Regions from separate parts of the Homo sapiens genome. Here region 2 is linked to region 1. A link is a loop called in an ENCODE intact Hi-C map of the cell type or tissue named here. Cell type or tissue: heart left ventricle. All regions are shown on one strand. Each heading gives the region's core, and the rest is flanking DNA. Links, peaks and the distances in the headings are about the cores only.

Region 1 (8,702 bases), core at 558-8,557:
GCCAAGAGAATTGTTGCAGCCACAAAAAAAATGGTAAGTATACATGATAATGCATATGTTCATTATCTTTACTTTAGACATCCTACAATGTGAACATACATATTGAAACATCATGCTGCATACAATATATGATTTTGTTAACTGAAATGATTTATTAAAATAAAATAAATGAACAGAGGTTCTGAGATCTGTGAGATAATACCAAAGAGTCTAACACTTGCATCACTGGAGCCTAAGAGGGAGGAGAAAGTAGAGCAGAAAATATCTGAATGGTTTAAAACTTTACATAATCTGATGAAAGGCATAAACTTACACATTTAAGCTCAACAAATCCCAAAGAGAATAAATTCAAACACCCGGGCACATCATAATCAAACCAATAAAAACCAAAGACAAAGATTCCTGAAAATACTCAGAGAAAAATAACATGTTTCATACAGGGGAAATATTACTTTAATGGCTGCACATTTCTCATCAGAAACCATGGAGGCTGAAAGAACTGTCAACACAGTAGTTTATATCCAGCAAAAATATCTTTCATGAATTAAGGCAAAATAAAGACATTCTCAGATGAAGAAAAAATAAGAGAATTAAATGTCAACAGACCTGCACTAAAAGAAATTTTCCAGATGAAAAGGACTGATACCTATGTAAACTTGGAACATCAAGAATTAAGGAAGATTAATACAAATGATAAATATTGTGGTAAATGTGATAGACTGTTTTCCTCTTGGGTTCTTAAAAATATCTATGATAGTTGTAAGGAAAAAATACATTATCTGATGAGTCTTATTTTTTATTTTTATTTTTTGAGACACAGTGTCTAGCTCTGTCACTCAGGCTGGAGTGGAGTGGAGTGATCTTGGCTCACTGCAACCTCTGCCTCCTGGGCTCAAGTAATCCTCCCACTTCAGCCTCCTGAGTAGCTGGGACTACAGGAACATGCTACCACGCCTAGCTAATTTTGTGTATTTTTTGTAGAGTTGGGGTTTCACCACATTGTCCAGGCTGGTCTCGAACTCCTGGACTTAAGCAATCTGCTCGCCTCGGCCTCCCAGTCCTGGGATTACAGGTGAGCCACTGTGCCCAGCCAAGTCTTATGATTTATAAGAAAATTATAACATAAAGGGGAGAGGGTAAAGGAATGTAAACAGTGGTAAGATTTTTCTACATTCCACTTGAACTGGTAAAATATTGACTTCTAAGTGAACTGTAAAAAGTGAAGTATGTTTATAGTAATCCCTAGAGCAAATACTGCAAAACTATTCAAAGAACTATAATTTTAAAAAACAATAAATTACAATCAGTAACAGAAAGATAACTGAAAAAAACTCTAAATATTTGAAAATTATAGTAATACCAAGAAAAATCAGAATATTCTAAATTGAACACAAAATTACAACACAATAAAATTTGTGAGATAAAGCAAATGGGAAATTTATAGCATTAAATGCTTTTTTTAGAAAAGCACAAAAAGCCTTCTGATCAGTGTTGAATTAAATAAATAAATAAATAAATAAGTAAATTTTAAAATCAATGATCTGAGCTTCCGCCACAATAAGCTAGAAAAGGGAGCAAATAAGCCCAAAGCAAAGAAAGGAGAAAATACTAAAGATCAGAAATTAATGAAACTTAAAACAGAAAAACAGCAAAATATCAATAAACCAGAGCAGGTTCTTACAAAAGAGAAATGCAGCCGGGCACGGTGGCTCATGCCTGTAAAGGCGGGTGGATCACCGGAGCTCAGGAGTTCGAGACCAGCTTGGCCAACATGGTGAAACTCCATCTCTACTAAAAATACAAAAAGAAGCTGGGTGTAGTGGCGTGCGCCTGTAATTCCAGCTACTCAGGAGGCTAAGGCAGGAGAATCGCTTGAACTCGGGAGGCAGAGGTTGCAAGGTTGCATTGAGCCAAGATCACACCACTGCCCTCCAGCCTGGGCGACAGAGCGAGACTGTAATCCCAACACTTTGGGAGGCTGAGTCAGGAGTTGAAGACCAGCCTGGCCAACATGGTAAAAACCTATCTCTACTAAAAATTCAAAAATTAGCCGGGCATGGTGATGCACACCTGTATACCCAGGTACTTGGGAGGCTGGTGAGGGAAGCTTGAACCCAAGAGGCAGAGGGTGCAGTGAGCCAAGATCGCACCATTGCACTCCAGCCTGGGTGACAGAGTGAGACTCCGTGTCAAAAAAAAAAGAAAAGAAAAGCTATCAGTATGTTTCACCATATGAACATTCTAAAGGGGAGAAAAAAGGTCCTATCAATTATGCAGAAAAAGCATCTGACAAAATTCAACATCTGTTCCTGACAGAAAACTTCCAACAAGCAGAAATAAAAGAGTCTACCCTCAATCTACTAAAGGGTATTTTTTCAAGCCCACAACAACAACAAAGTTATTTAATGCTTAATGACTGAATGTTTCCCCCCTACAACTGGATCAAGGCAAAAAGTCCCAACCAGTGCAATAAGGCAAAGAAAAAAATATAGAAATTATCAATAAAAGAACAAAACAGATTCCTTAATAATGCAAAAGGCAAATACTTGACTGGGGTAAAAAGAATTATTCTATTCCAGACTCTGTTATATGTCTCATACTTTTAATCCTGGAGAGTCTGCTTTGTATGTTAGGATAGTTATTAGTATAGTTGTAATCTTTGAGTAGTAAGTACTACTAATATTCAAACTATAATAAATGGGTTAAGGCAGCACAAAAGAATAATTTAAAAAAATAGTTCCCTAGAAAATAGATCCTGAGAATAAAAATATATAAACATATATACATGTACTTCCAAATGTAAAAATGAAGCTTGTCATGTAGTAAAAGAAAAAACCCAGCTGCACAGAAAAAACTTTAATTAACTTAAATAAGAGATTTGTTAACAACAATATGCCTTAAAGGCTAGAAAGACAGAAAATACTAGGGAAAAAATGCTTTTAACTAGCAAGAATATAAGGCATCAAACCAAACTAGAAGGTAAAGTGGAAATAATTAAGAATGAGTTTCAAAGAATGACGGACAAAATGTTTTAGAGAAGAACACAATTTGGCAGAATGACTACCTGTATCTAGAGCATATTTTGAAAGTGGAATCAAACAAATTCAATACTTTTTTCACACAGGGTGTTTCTTGCTCTGCCTCCCAGGCTGGAGTGCAGTGGCAAGATCATCACTCACTGCAGCCTCGAACTCCTGGGCTCAAGTGATCCTTTAGCCTCAGCTGCCTAGTAGCTGGAAGCACCACACCCAGCTAATTTTACTTTTTGTAGAGACGCGGTCTCATCATGTTGCCCAGGCTGGTCTCAAACTCCTGGCTTCAAACAACTCTCCTGCCTTGGCCTCCCAAAGTGTTGGGATTACAGGTGTAAGCCACCATGCCTGGCCAATTAATACTTTATATAAAAGTAAGTAAAGAGCTTAATTTTTCTAAATTTAAGACAAACATGCAGATTGAAAGGCAAGCCAAAATTAAATATTGCCAAGTCATTTTAATGATCAGAATTAGAGAATCAAGTGCAATTACTAGAGTTAAAGAAGTCAAATACTTTTCAATTTGAAATCTTATCTGAGGGAGAACACTATCTGATTACTTTTAGGAAGCAACTCAGAGGTCATACTGACCTTTTTTTTTTTTTTCTTAAGTATTTCTGAAATTTAAAGAAATAAGAATAGACTGGCTAAATTTTCAGGTCATTTGCAATTTTAAATTTTCTCATCATAAACTGCTTCAAGCTGTTTGATCACTTCCACTGATTACTACACAAGAAATAATTTGCACAATTTCCCTTACTTTTATATCATTTACATTTAAATACAGCCAAAAAATACCCATGAAAATCTAAGAAATGTTCATTTCTAAAACTAACAAACAAAATCAAACTACAAGTATTAAAGTGCCCACAAAAACATTTTGGAATACCATGGAGTTGAGGCAGGGAGTAACAACTCTCAAACTACTTTTATTTAATCTTACTCATATTTAAGAATAAGTTATCTTCAACAGACCTAATCTAATTGTGGAATCATTTCAAGGTATTTTGAATAATCATATCATTTATAGATATCAGAGCAGAACAAATTTTGGATTAAGTAAAGAACTATAATTATACTCTTAGGACATCTGCTGATGACAGAGGTTTCTCTGACACCAGTGACAAAGTAATATTTTCTGGGACCATTACAACATGCCTAGACAAATTAAATTTTTTAGCTTTATAACAAGAAAGCTCATAGAGTACAATTTTTTGAAAAATTGGTTAAATAGGTTATGTCACAGAGGAAACCTAATTTGCCTCTCTGCCACGGAAATTTTTAAATAAGCCAATAATTTAACATTATGAGATCTGAAGTAATTACTTTTCTATACGGCAAGCTCCAGCCCAGCCACCAGTACCTCCTTTACCATATCCAATGAATATTTTAACATGACTTTCCTGTAATGGTCTTCAGCTTTAAATGGATAGACTCTGACATCGATAATTCCTTAAAGACGTGCTTATTCCACAAGCTGTTCTTGCTTTTTCTGAGGACATATATATGTATACAAGCATTTTTAGATATTAATCATTTTTAAGCTTTTTTACTTAAAATCAAAAGTTTCCTTACAGTATGTTTCAAAGATAAAATCACATTACATTATTGGGGAAACTACTAGTTAAGACTCTAAAACGCACACAAGGCTGAGTGCAGTGGCTCATGCCTGTAATCCCAGCACTTTGGGAGGCCAAGGCGGGCAGATCACCTAAGGCCAGGAATTTGAGACCAGCCTGGCCAACATGCTGAGACCCCATCTGTACTAAAAAATACAAAAAAAAAAACAGCCAGGCGTGGTGGCGCACGCCTCTAGTCACAGCTACTCAGGAGGCTGAGGCATAAGAATCACTTGAACCCAGGAGGCAGAGGTTGCAGTGAGCTGAGACAGTGCCACTGCACTCCAGCCTGGGCGACCGAGCAAGACTCTGTCTCCTAAATAAATAAATAAAATGCATACAAAATAGTTGCAGTAGTACCTGCAGATAGATACAGGGATTAAAGGAAAAGGAATCCTTAGGAAAATTCTTTATCCTATCTAGAGTACCTCTTAAGCTCCCTCTGCTGGTTACCATTTAAATAAAGTAGGAAAAAATGTTGACCTTTTTTCTTTGAGGAGGTGATGGGAGATGCAGGATGAAGTCTGAAATTGATAATGTTACGGCTAAAATTGAAAGGGAGATTCTCTTAAAAGGGGGCTAAATCTAACTGATGACTATCTTCTGTAAGAAGGCTTTAAAAGGATTTCTAAACAGATTGGGGGAAGAGCGACTGAAAATAAGGGGAGTGATTACCAAGTTTGAATATGTTAATCATTAAATTGATATGCCAAAATGCAAAAGCATTTAATATAAATCAACTATAAACGATTATGACTTAACACTAGAAAAATTAAGAATTTAAATATATTTCACAAACTTCACCAGAACAAAAAACTTTTATCACACTATTTAATCTACTTAGTTTCAATATTAAGGTTTATTTTTTCTTCCAGATTGAAAGTAACAATTTAAATAATTATCAGGATATAGAAACAAATATCCATTCAGATAAAACATTACTGCTTAAAAGTGGCTAAGAAATATTTTGCATGTAATAAATATATTTCATGTTTAGGTTAACAGGCACCATCTTGAGAGCAGTTTGTTTTTTTTTTTTAGCTAATAAATAAATTACATTCAAGAAAACAAGGTGTTTATATCTGAGTATATCATTAAATGTTTTTCTTCATATAGCACCCAAACTTCAAACTGTCTAGAAAGTATCTCCTAAAATATAACTCATACCTTAAGTAATAAAAATAAAGGCCAAGAAAAAAAATCAATTTAAGACAAAATTTACAGTTTATATTCTTAATTCCCCATTCAATAAAATATCGATTGCCAATTTAATAAAAGTAAATGAACTGTATATATGCAATCTGTTAGCACTGAAAATCTGAAATATATATTTTTAAAAATCACTCTTTCTGACAGTATTTAAAATATTGCATCTCTGGTGGCAAACCTGAAAACAATCAAGCATCTTATTACCCTAGTTTTCATACCTACCCCATACCCCATCACTTTTTATCCTTTAACATCCATCCAGCATTTTTGTTGGTTTTTTTTTGTTGTTGGCAAATACACTTACTTATATCCCAAACACAAAACACTGACAATACTCCTTGGTAAACAAGGAAATCCCAGAACAGTCCAAGCCTACACAGCTTTGCTCCCGAAGTGTGGCACAGGCTAAACGACAGGCGAGAAAGAAACAATCGATGGCCCTTATTGATGCAGTCAGAATGCTCCTGAGAGTCCATAACTGTTTGAGAATTTGCTGATGTTATCCTGACAGAAGTTTCAGCAGATTTTGCAAACAAGTATCAGAGAATAAGTCTTTGATTGATAATTTTTCTATTTATTTCTGCCAAGGCGACTGAAAACACGAAAGCCTTTTCATCAGACAGGTTAGCATAGATGTCAATTTCCTTTTCCTGTTTCTCTGTTAAAAGAAAAAGGGAAAGTTTAATATAAAGGCAGTAGATGCAGTAAATTTAAATTTTTTAAAGCTTTCAAGTATTTCTTTAAATGACAGTATTATATATAATACTACAATATACATTAAATGTTACTATGCTACTGAACTAAAAAGTTTTTTAAATTATACAAAGGAGTTACTGAAATGAAGATTAAATGAAGACAATATTTATTTCTATACACAGGCACTCTAACAGCTACATAATTTTTCTAAGAATCTCATACATTTCTATCTCCTCACTGTCTCAATCAAAATGAATTTTCTCTGCTAGACGAAATTCACTCTGAGAGATGGTCCCCTTCTGAACATCAATGGTGACTTTATGAATACATTAACATATTCATCTTCATCTTCTTATACAGGAAATGACATTTATTTTTATTTTTCCCCTCTCGATTACAAATGTAATCCAAGTTCACAGAAAATTTGAAAAAGAAAATAAAAATCACTCGTAATCTCATGAGTCAGCAAAAATCACAATTAACATCTTGGTGTATATTCTTCCAAGTTACTTTTTCAGGATCCCCTGATTCTATTTTTGTTTATTTTGTTTTGACAGTCTAATCAAAGTTAAATGCATATAATTTACAATCAAATCATTTTTATAAAACTTGTTAAAAAAAAAAAACAGAAGTCCTTTGCCCCATACACATTTTCCACTCTCCAAATGCAACTACTTTTTTTGTGACTTTTTTTTTCAGTTGTTCCTTTTTGCTTTTACAAAAACAAATCTCTAAGTAACATTTGTACAAGATGCTACTTCAGGGTTTTAGGCATTACTGATTCACTTTCCACCAGGGAAAATAAGGGTTACACTGTTTTGCATCTCTTGCCCCAATAAACACTCTGCCCATCCCTCATCTTCTCACTATAATTAAATCACAACTTTAGTAACATCAGTTTTCAGTGATTACATTATTATGCCTATGGTAAGTGATTTTTCACTTTTCCTTTACATTGTTTTCCCTGAAGTGATTCTCTTTTTACTTGCTTAGTTTTCATTTCTAACTCAACCCAATGTCTTTCCTAGTTGTATAAATTGTTTTTCAGGATGTTTACACGTATCAGGTATTTTATCATTTTTATCTTCTTGAAGAAATCGCTCCAAGTCTTCCAACCTGCTCCAGTATGAAATGATTGCTCTCTAGGCCTACTGCAAAATTATCATCTTGTGCTCTTTCATCAGCATCATGCTGGAGACTCTCATCTCTAGAGTTGGGTGGACCCACCTTTGTCTTGAATCCAAAGATCCTTTCTTGGTTTATTTCTTCATTTTGGTAGCAGGTAACTTGTAGGGGCTTCCTGAGAAAGGCAGTATTGGTAGCAAATTTTTTGAGACCCTGAATGTCAGAAAATATCTTTAGTCTACCTTCACATTAATTCATAGTTTGATTGAGTATAGACTTGTAGGTTTCCGCTTAGAACTGTGAAGGCAGTAAACTGTCTTCTGACTACTGGTGCCATTGTTGAGAAAACCAATACCTTTTTTATAGTTATTTTTAAAATCAATGATAAATTTACATATAGTGAATACACAGATCTTTTATGTGTTCAACTGGAGGAGTTCTGACAAACATATACAAACATGTAACCCATGTCACAATCAACATATAACAAATTTCCTCCAGAAATTCCTCATGCTTCTTTCCAGCCAATCCCTCTCTACACCTACAAGCAACCACTGTTCTGATTTCTATTACCACAGAATCATTCTGTCTGTTCCTAAACTTCATATAAATGGCATCATATATAGTATGTACTCTTTTGTGCCTAGCTTATTTTGCTCAACATGTTTTTGAAATTCATTGATGCTAGTCATATATCAGTAGTTTGTTCTTTGCTGGGCAATATTGCATTGTATTAGTTCCAATATCATTTTGCTTTTCTTTTTTCTGAAAACCTGAAAAATTTTATTTAACCAAAGATATGAGATATGATGACGAACTCTGGTATAATTTCTCTTTTTAACCATCATTTCTCTTTTTAGACTGGGAATTTGTAGGCCCTTTTAACAAAGAAACTCAATGTCCTTCAGGTTGGAAAAATTTTCTTGAATAAATAATTGTCATTGTTAAAGTCGTTGATGACTTCCTTCTCCTCCATCTTCCATGTTCCTTATCTGAAACTTTAATTATTTACAGATGTCAG
Region 2 (8,702 bases), core at 188-8,187, 53 kb before region 1:
AAAAGATATGAGCAGGCAGTTCACAGAAAATACAAAAGGTTTCAAACCTGTGAGTGATGTTCAGTCCTCTAGTAAAATAAATATAAATCAAAACTATGAGACATAAACCAAAACTAGCTTTGGTTATATTTGAAATTTTCCATAATAAAAACCTAAAATTTTTTCATAAGTTCAAAAGGTTAGCTTTAAGAGACATATAAATAATTGTCTTATCTGGGTCTGATACAAATAAACTGTAAATTTTATTTTATTTTATTTTTGTGAGATGGAGTCTCGCTGTCACCCAGGCTGGAGTGCAGTGGTGCAGTCTTGGCTCACTGCAACCTCCGCCTCCCGGGTTCAAGTGATTCTTCTGCCTCAGCCTCCCGGGTAGCTAGGACTACAAGTGCACGCCACCATGCCCGGCTAATTTTTGTATTTTTAGTAGAGACGGGGGTTTCACCATATTGGCCAGACTAGTCTCGAACTCCTGACCTCGTGATCTGCCCACCTTGGCCTCCCAAAATGCTGGAATTACAGGCGTGAGCCACCACACCCAGCTTTTTTTTTTTTTTTTTTTTTTTTTTAAGATGGTGTTTTTGCTCTTATTGCCCAGGCTGCAGTATGGTGGTGCAATCTTGGCTCACTGCAACCTCCAACCTCCTGGGTTCAAGCAATTCTCCTGCCTCAGCCTCCCAAGTAGCTGGCATTACAGGTATGCGCCACCATGCCCAGCTAATTTTTGTATTTCTATTAAAGACAGGGTTTCAGCATGTTGGCCAGGCTGGTCTCGAACTCCTGACCTCAGGTGATCCCCCCACCTCGGCCTCCCAAAGTGCTGGGATTACAGGCTTGAGCCACCTCGCCCAGCCTAAAATATTTTTAAAGTATAAGATAATCAGGGAAATTTGAACACTGAACTTCAGTAACACTAAAAAGTTATCATTTGGCCCAGTGCAGTGGCTCGTGCCTATAATCCCAACACTTCGGGAGGCTGAGGCAGGAGGATTGCTTGAGCCCAGGAGTTCAAGACCAGCCTGGGCAATGTAGTAAGACCCTGTCTCTAAATAAAAATAAATAAACAAAGTTATTCACTTTTTTAGGTGTGATGATAGTATCAAGATTATGTTTTTTAAAAGAGCCCTTATCTTTTTGCTATAAATGCTAAAACATTTATGAAAGAAATGATCCAACATCTCAGATTTCCTTAAAATAATCTGAAGGGGGAAGTGGGTGGGGAAAAGAGAAAAAAAAAAACATGCACAATAATTTCCCGTTTTCATTCACCAGAAAGGCAAAGAATCAAAAGCATTCCCACACCTTGATGGTAGGAGACTGATTTGGAGTAACTTCTTTGAAGGCTGACTTGCCTTTATCTGTATAAATTTACCATTTGGCTTGGTATTTCCACTGCCAGGAGTGTAACATGCAGATAAACTCACACTTGTGTTCAGTGACATACATCTATGGATATTCACTGCATCTTTATTTATAGTTGCTAAAAATAAGAAACAACAGAAACAAACGAGGATCTGGGCTGGTTAACAACTGAAGACACAGCCCCCAAAGGGAGTACCCAGATATATTCATAACGATATGAACATCAATCAATGCCCAAAATATATTAAGTAAAAAATTAGAAATCGGGGCCAGGACAATGTGAATAACATTTGAATTAAAATAAAACAATTCTGCCAGGAGCGGTAACTCACACCTGTAATCCCAGCACTTTGGGAGGCCAAAGCAGGCAGATCACTTGAGGTCAGGAGCTCAAGACCAGCCTGGCCAACATGGTGAAACCCCATCTCTACTAAAAATACAAAAAAATTAGCCGGGCATGGTGGAGGGCGTCTGTAATCCCAGCTATTCAGGAGGCTGAGACAGGAGAATCGCTTGAACCCAGGAGGTGGAGATTGCAGTCAGTCGAGATCGCGCCATTGAACTCCAGGGGTGACAGAGTGAAGCTCCGTCTCAAAAACAAACAAAAACAACAAAGCAGTTCTGGTGCTACAGATTGTGGGAAAAACAAAACAAAACAAAAGGGTGCTGTGGATACCAAACAAAAGGGTGCTCCAGATAGAGGCTTGTAGACACAGCCTCTATCTGGAAGGATTCAAAGGAACTCAGAATCCACGCTTGCCTAGGGGGCCAGGGTATTGGTGTTCTGGGGCCTGGGGGATGGAATAGGAAGGAGATGTATGCTCTTTACTCTACATGATTTTTTTTACTATGTGCATATTAATTTTGTTAAAGCTATTGATTAGATCTATTTTATTATTTACAGTCGTGACTCTGTATGTGCCAGGGATTGGTTCCCGGGCCCCCTCCACAGCAAAATCTATGGCTGCTCAAGTCCCTGATATAAAATGTCATGGTATTTGCATGTAACCTACACACACCCTCCCATACACTTTAAATCACCTCTAGATTACTTATAATACCTAATAAAATGTAGATGCTATATGAGAAGTTGTTATACTATTGTATAACAACTGTATTATTATTTAGAGAATAATGACAAGAAAGAAAAACCTGTACATGCTCAGTACGGACACACCATCATAGGACTAAGTACATTTTGATCCGAGATTTGATTGAATCTGCAGATGTAGAACCCACAAATATGGAGGGCTGACTATAATTAAATTAAATTTCTTTATTTTTTTTAAGAGACAGGGCCTCACTCTGTGGCCCAGGCTGGAGTGCACTGGCACAAACATAGCTCACCGAAGCCTCCATTTCCAGGACTCAAACAATTCTCCCACCTTAGCCTCCCGAGTAGCTAGGACTACAGGTTTGTGCCACAATGCCTGGTAAATTTATTTATTTATTTTTTGTAGAGACGGGGTCTTCCTATGTTGCCTAGGCTGGTCTCAAACTCTTGGCCTCAAGCAATCCTCCCACCTCGGCCTCCCAAAGCACTAGGATTACAGGCATCAGCCACTGCACCCAGCATAATTTTATTTTTTAAAGCCGGGCTTTGTTAGGGTCACACTGCCCTGCAGGCCAAGTCCTCAGAAAAGGCACGGTGCAGACAGCGGGGGCTAGGGAGAGGGGCAGCTCTGAAGGAGCTGCAGGGCAGGGAGGGGAAGGGGCAGCAGGGGAGCTCTGGCCTGGTGCGGGGAGGGGAGGCATGCTCCTGTCCTCGGCAGGCAGCCGACACAGAGTCAAGCACGGACCCCTCTGACCCCAGCTCATCTCTTGCCAGAGGCTGGTGAGTCACTGCAGGGGTCTGAAATGGTGGCTCCAGGTTGTCTGAGTGTTGCTAAGTGGCTGACCCCTAGCTGTCCCCAAACAGGGTGTTCCCTCTACAGACCTCACCCCCCATATCCTTCTCCCAGCAGCCAAGCTTCCATTAGCCTGCAGGATTGATTATGCAACTCTTAGGAACAGCCGCTCCCAGGAATGCCACCCTCCACCCCCAGGCTCCGGCTCCTGCCTGCTGTCCCCCTGGGTCACTGTCAACACTCGTCTCCCCACAGGCAGCTGCACTCTCCACTCCCTCTGGAGCTAAGCTCAAGGTTGGGGACAGGAGGTGGCGGGTGGGTTTCTGAGCAGGGCTCCATCAGGACAAACTGGCCACTCCTGCCTGTCCCACCCCATGTGTGAAGGAGCAGAAGGGCAGTCACGGGGGTGTCAGAGAAGTGTGGTGGTCCTCCCTCCCAAACCGCCAGCGTGTCCCCCACAGCTAGGTTCCCTGGAGCTGCCAAGACCCTGCAGTCCTGGCCAGAGCCCCGCTTCTTCCCTTCCCTGGGGAGAATGGCAGGCAGTGTCCGGACTGGAAATCCACCTATGACCTGTAAGTTTCCAGCTCTCCTTTTCCCCATCAACAGGTCACACAGGAAGGGGACACCATGCCTCCAGCTCTCCAAACACTGGCTGCCTGGCCAGTCTCCCACCAGGGCCGGGGCCTCCCATCCAGCCAGGGCAGGGAAGCAGGAACCAACCTCCTCAGGGCTGTCACCTGGGCTGCCTCTCCTCCAGGGCACACGCCCCTGCATGAGGAAATCCGCCACCTTTGATTTCTGGAACGTGGCCCCCACCAAAGCGATGGCCCTGTCCACCGCAGCCACCATCCTGAAGAGGGCCTCCAGCCTGGCACCGTGCTGGGCCGCATCCTGCTGCATGGCCCTCACCAGCTCCAGGACCTCGGGCCACCCAGCCTGGGTGTCAATGTGGGGAACCCCATCAGCCCCGCCCGGGCCCGGTGCCCGGGAGGCCTCCAGCCTGTGCAGGCCCCGCTCCAGGTGGCCCATGTCTCGGCACATGCTCTGCAACTTCTCTGTGACATCTTCTTGGAAGTGCAGGAGCTGGTCCACCTTCTCGTTCAGCATGTTCAGCTTTGTGTCCATGGTTGTTAAGCAGGTCTTGCCCAACCCTGGCAGCCCCCCATGCCCCAGACTCTCCTTGGAGGTTCCTGACATGCTGGTGCAGGCTTGACAAGGGCAAGAGCGGGGAATGAGGAGAGGCACAGACCCCTGGTTCTCACTCAGGCGGTGGTGTCTGCAAGGTCATTGTCCTCCGTAGCTGACAGACTCCTGGCAGCACCAACCTCCACGATGGCCTGGGCTGTGTGAGGAGCGCAGAGGCCCAGGTTCTTCCTGTGCCTTTGCTTTGCTTATCTCCCACCCTACACGGGCCTGTGAGTGACAGGCCGAGGTCAGCCCAGGCCCTTCTCCTTGGGGCCCCTTTGACATCACGGCAGCATTTAACATTCCTCTCTGAGAGGCTGCTGATGGGCAAATATGTTAAGAATCTGCCCAGAGCCAGCAGGGTTCATGCAACTAATGGTTCGGAGGAAAGGAAAGGGTCCTTTGGAGAACGGCACCTGCCAGCTGGGCTCCAGGAGGGATCCCAGGGCGGAGGAAGGTCCTTAGAGGCCCAGAGCCCTGAGGCCACACACATCAGAGTCACAATAAAAAGCAAGACCAAGACAGAAAGGAATGTGAGACCACTCAGCAAAGTTGTGACTTCTGCCATGATGAAAATTTTGATGCTTCTGCAAATTTAAAACAAACTTCAGGTGCCCCTACTACACCAGCGTTCAGAACATGTGTTTAGACTGTCTGTGGGGTGGCCGGCAGGTCCCTCCCCACCGGAGCCCTCAGTGACTAGTCCCTTGTACCTAAAAATAGAACTGAGGGCAATGGCCCTGGCCACCTGCCAAGCGCTGTCCCGAGGGCCATGTTCTTCACAGGGCCCTCAGGGGGACACTCACCAGAGACACCTGCTCCCCCAATAACAACTATGCAGGTATCAGACATGCAATTTCCATACTGAAACAGACTAGCAGGGACCCAGAGCACAACAGGCCTGTGTTTCCTGTGGTTTACAAACGTTTTTGCCTTATAAGCCCTTGGTTCAAATAAAACGTTTTACAGAAGTATCAGTCAATAAAGCAGACACAAGCAGAGATGCTAAGGTTACCCCCGAGGTGGGGCACAGGGAGCCCCTTAAAGTCCCAAGGACGCCACGGAGCAGTCTGACCTACACCATTTCCATCCAGCTCCCCGTGGGCAGAGGGCAAAGCCCAGAGAGGGGCATTTGCCCAAGGTGGCCCAGGCAGGCACACGGCCTCCTGAGGATGGTCCAGCCATGGGCAGGGCTGCCCCCAAGGGAGGGGGCTTTAGTGTCCCCCTCAAGCTTCCCCCTTCTGAATAAAAGCAATTATGATAAAAACTGACCTGGACATTTGGAATCTAAAAGCACTATTAGGGCCGGATGCAGTGGCTCACATCTGTAATCCCAGCACTTTGGCAGGCGGATTGCTTGTGTCCAGGTGTTCGAAACCAGCCTGGGCAACATGGCGAGACCTGGTCTCTACAAAAAATAAGCCAGGCGTGGTGGCACGCACCTGTGGACCTAGCTACTCAGGAGGCTAAGGCGGGAGGATTGCTTGAGGCTGCAGCGAGCTCTGATCCTGCCACTACACTCCAGCCTGGCCAACAGAACGAGACCCTGTCTTCAAAATAAATAAATACACGAAAGCACCATTAGAGGTTTTGCTATGTTAGACCATTAACCTATCAATGCAGTGAGCTTGCTATGCAAATGCAGCTTGACCACAACCTTCTCTACCTACCCTTCTATCCCGATAGTTGCCCCTGGGCAGCCCACAGAGAAATCCAAACCCATTCCTGAGAGCACAGCCCTGGGTGTCATTGGTGGAATGACCCAGAACATGCTAGAAAGAGCAGGGTCTGTTATATTCACCGCCACTGAAAACAAACACACAAATAAACAAAGTCTCCCTGGAAAAGGAAATTTGAGGGGTAACCCTGTGTTCCAGTCCCTCTGGGGATTCACCGTGCACCTCAGGAGGACCTCATCTGCCACAGAAGACTCCCCCACCCGACCAGGGCAGGGGGCTCTCCTGACACTTCACACTTAGCACTTCCCTGCAGATCGGGGCTCCCTGGGCCAACCTTTGGGAAATGGCTGCTTAGAGAAGTCTCAGAAGTCTAACACACCCAGCCCCTGTGCCTCTCCCCAGCTGGTGCCCATAATTTTTGTGGAATAAAATTCCCACCAGACAAGAGAGGCAGACCCTGGTCTCTGGAGGAGAGACTTTATTATTGCCACTGCTGTGGAGATCTCTGGAGAACCAGCAACCAGGCAAGTCCTGGGTTAATAAAGCCGGAAAGGGCCGGGTGCAGTGGCTCACGCCTATAATCCCAGCACTTTGGGAGGCCAAAGCAAATGGATCACGAGGTCAAGAGATTGAGACCATCCTGGCCAACATGGTGAAACACCGTCTCTACTGAAAATACAAAAATTTGCTGGGCATGATGGCGTGCACCTATAATCCCAGCTACTTGGGAGGCTGAGGCAGGAGAATTGCTTGAACTGGTAAGGCAGAGGTTGCAGTGAGCCAAGATTGCGCCACTGCCCTCCAGCCTGGTGACAGAGCAAGACTGTGTCTCAAAAATAAATATATAGGCCGGTTGTGGTGGCTCATGCCTGTAATCCCAGCACTTTGGGAGGCCGAGGCAGGTGGATCACCTGAGGTCAGGATTTCGAGACCAGCCTGGCTAACATGGTGAAATCCCATCTCTACTAAAAAAACACAAAAAATTAGCCGGGTGTGGTAGTGCATGCCTGTAATCCCAGCTACTTGGGAGGCTGAGGCAGGAGAATCTCTTGAACCCAGGAGACGGAGATTGCAGTGAGCTGAGATCACGCCATTGCACTCCAGCCTGGGCAACAAGAGTGAAACTCTGTCTCAAAAATAATAAAAATAATAATAAATAAAACAAATAAATAAATAAAGCCAGAAAGATAACTTCAAAGTCTAAATGAATCCAGAGGAAAACACCAAATACCCCAGCCATGTATCTATAACAAACATGAATTATCTGAGGCCGGGCGTGGTGGCTCATACCTGTAATCCCAGCACTTTGGGAGGCCAAGGCAGGCGAATCACTTGAGGCCAGGAGTTTGAGACCAGCCTGGTCAACATGATGAAACCCCATCTCTACTAAAAATACAAAAATTAGCAGGACATGATGGTGAGCACCTGTGATCCCAGTTACTCAGGAGGCTGAGGAGAATCACTTGAACCTGGGAGACAGAGGTTGCAGTGAACTGAGATGGTGCCACTGCACTCCAGCCTGGGTGACAGAGCAAGACTCTGTCTCAAAAAAGAAAAAAAAAAGAATTAAATTACAAAAGGATTTGTCATGTCTTCATTAAGCAACAAGTTTACAAGGTAGCTCATTTGCTAAGAAGGTGGCTGCGGCTGGAAGCTCCCTGAGGGCAGACCAAGCCTCTTGGGCTTGGCCTGGATTCCCGGAGGCACCAGCCGCCTGGTACATGGCAGGTGTTCAACATGGAGGAATGAGCTAAGGAGGAGGCAGCAGGCGGCTGAGCAGACCGTCCTGAGACTTCTGTGGAAGGAGGAGGCCTCAAAGTGAGCACAGGGCAGGAAACCCTGACAATCCGGGAAGGGAGCTCCAGGGAGCTCCGGGGCCCTCTGGGAGAAAGCCTAGAACATATTGCAGGCAGTTCCTGGGGCCTCTGTGGTGGAAAGGAGTAGCCAGAAGGACCAGCTTTAACCTCTTTCATTCTCACTTTAGGAGAAATGAGTTTGGAGCACATGGATTTCCTGCGGGGATGCTTCTCTCTAACTCTCCCTGATGCACAGGACACAGCAGGGGGCTTGGCCAGTTTTTGGGTGATGGTGCTTGCCCAGAGGATGGGGAGGCATTGACCCCCCAAGCCAAGAGAAAGAAGACCAGAGAAGAGGTAGCTGAACTGGATTGACAGAGCAGCAAATACAATAACCCCTTGTCTTTCCTGGGTAAGGACAGGGCAGCGGATCCTCTCGCGGAAAAAGACAGGCTGACCTCTATTCACCCTAGGGTGGGGCCAGCACGCACCAGGCCCCAAGACCCTTCCCTGGCCTTCTGGTGACCTAACAGTCTCGGGGATCATGGGGTGAGAGAGATTTCAACACCCTCATTTTATTTTACTTTGTTTTTTTCTAAGATATGGTCTCGATCTGTTGCCCAGGCTGGAGTGCAATGGCACAACCACAGCTCACTGCAACTGGAACTCCTAGGCTCAAGCGATCCTCCAGCATCAGCCTCCTGCATAACTGGGATTACAGGTGCATGCCCCCACACCCAGCTAATTTTTAATTTTTTTAAATGTCGTCACCCAGGTATTAAGCCTAGTACCCACTAGTTAATCTATACAACAAGCCCCCATGACACAAGTTTACT

What was found. A loop is a pair of places that touch in the nucleus more often than their neighbours do. Peaks named below come from ENCODE experiments on the same cell type or tissue, not always from the same donor. Only the 100,000 strongest peaks of a DNase experiment are listed, where the experiment ranks them.
Region 2: a loop joins it to region 1, with 13 times the contacts of the local background. A loop is called at or near these places in 8 of 110 quality-filtered maps.

What each region holds. Positions count from the first base shown.
Region 1 is chr16:46,796,553-46,805,254 of GRCh38, forward strand. It overlaps C16orf87 (chromosome 16 open reading frame 87), which reads right to left. Exons shown (of 4, transcript NM_001001436.4): 4 at 51-6,518. The coding sequence ends at 6,400. Among named protein-coding and RNA genes, the nearest start is that of C16orf87, 30 kb to the right of the region's middle. In heart left ventricle, for the core only: a CTCF peak has its summit at 5,089 (motif pointing left); no DNase peak of the experiment used is centred there.
Region 2 is chr16:46,743,791-46,752,492 of GRCh38, forward strand. It overlaps MYLK3 (myosin light chain kinase 3), which reads right to left and starts at 4,554. Exons shown (of 13, transcript NM_182493.3): 1 at 3,927-4,554. The coding sequence starts at 4,403. RefSeq lists an enhancer at 3,491-4,340. In heart left ventricle, for the core only: no CTCF peak of the experiment used is centred there; DNase peaks (open chromatin) are centred at 3,161, 3,406, 4,581 and 5,131; H3K4me3 peaks cover 4,362 bases; H3K27ac peaks cover 6,415 bases.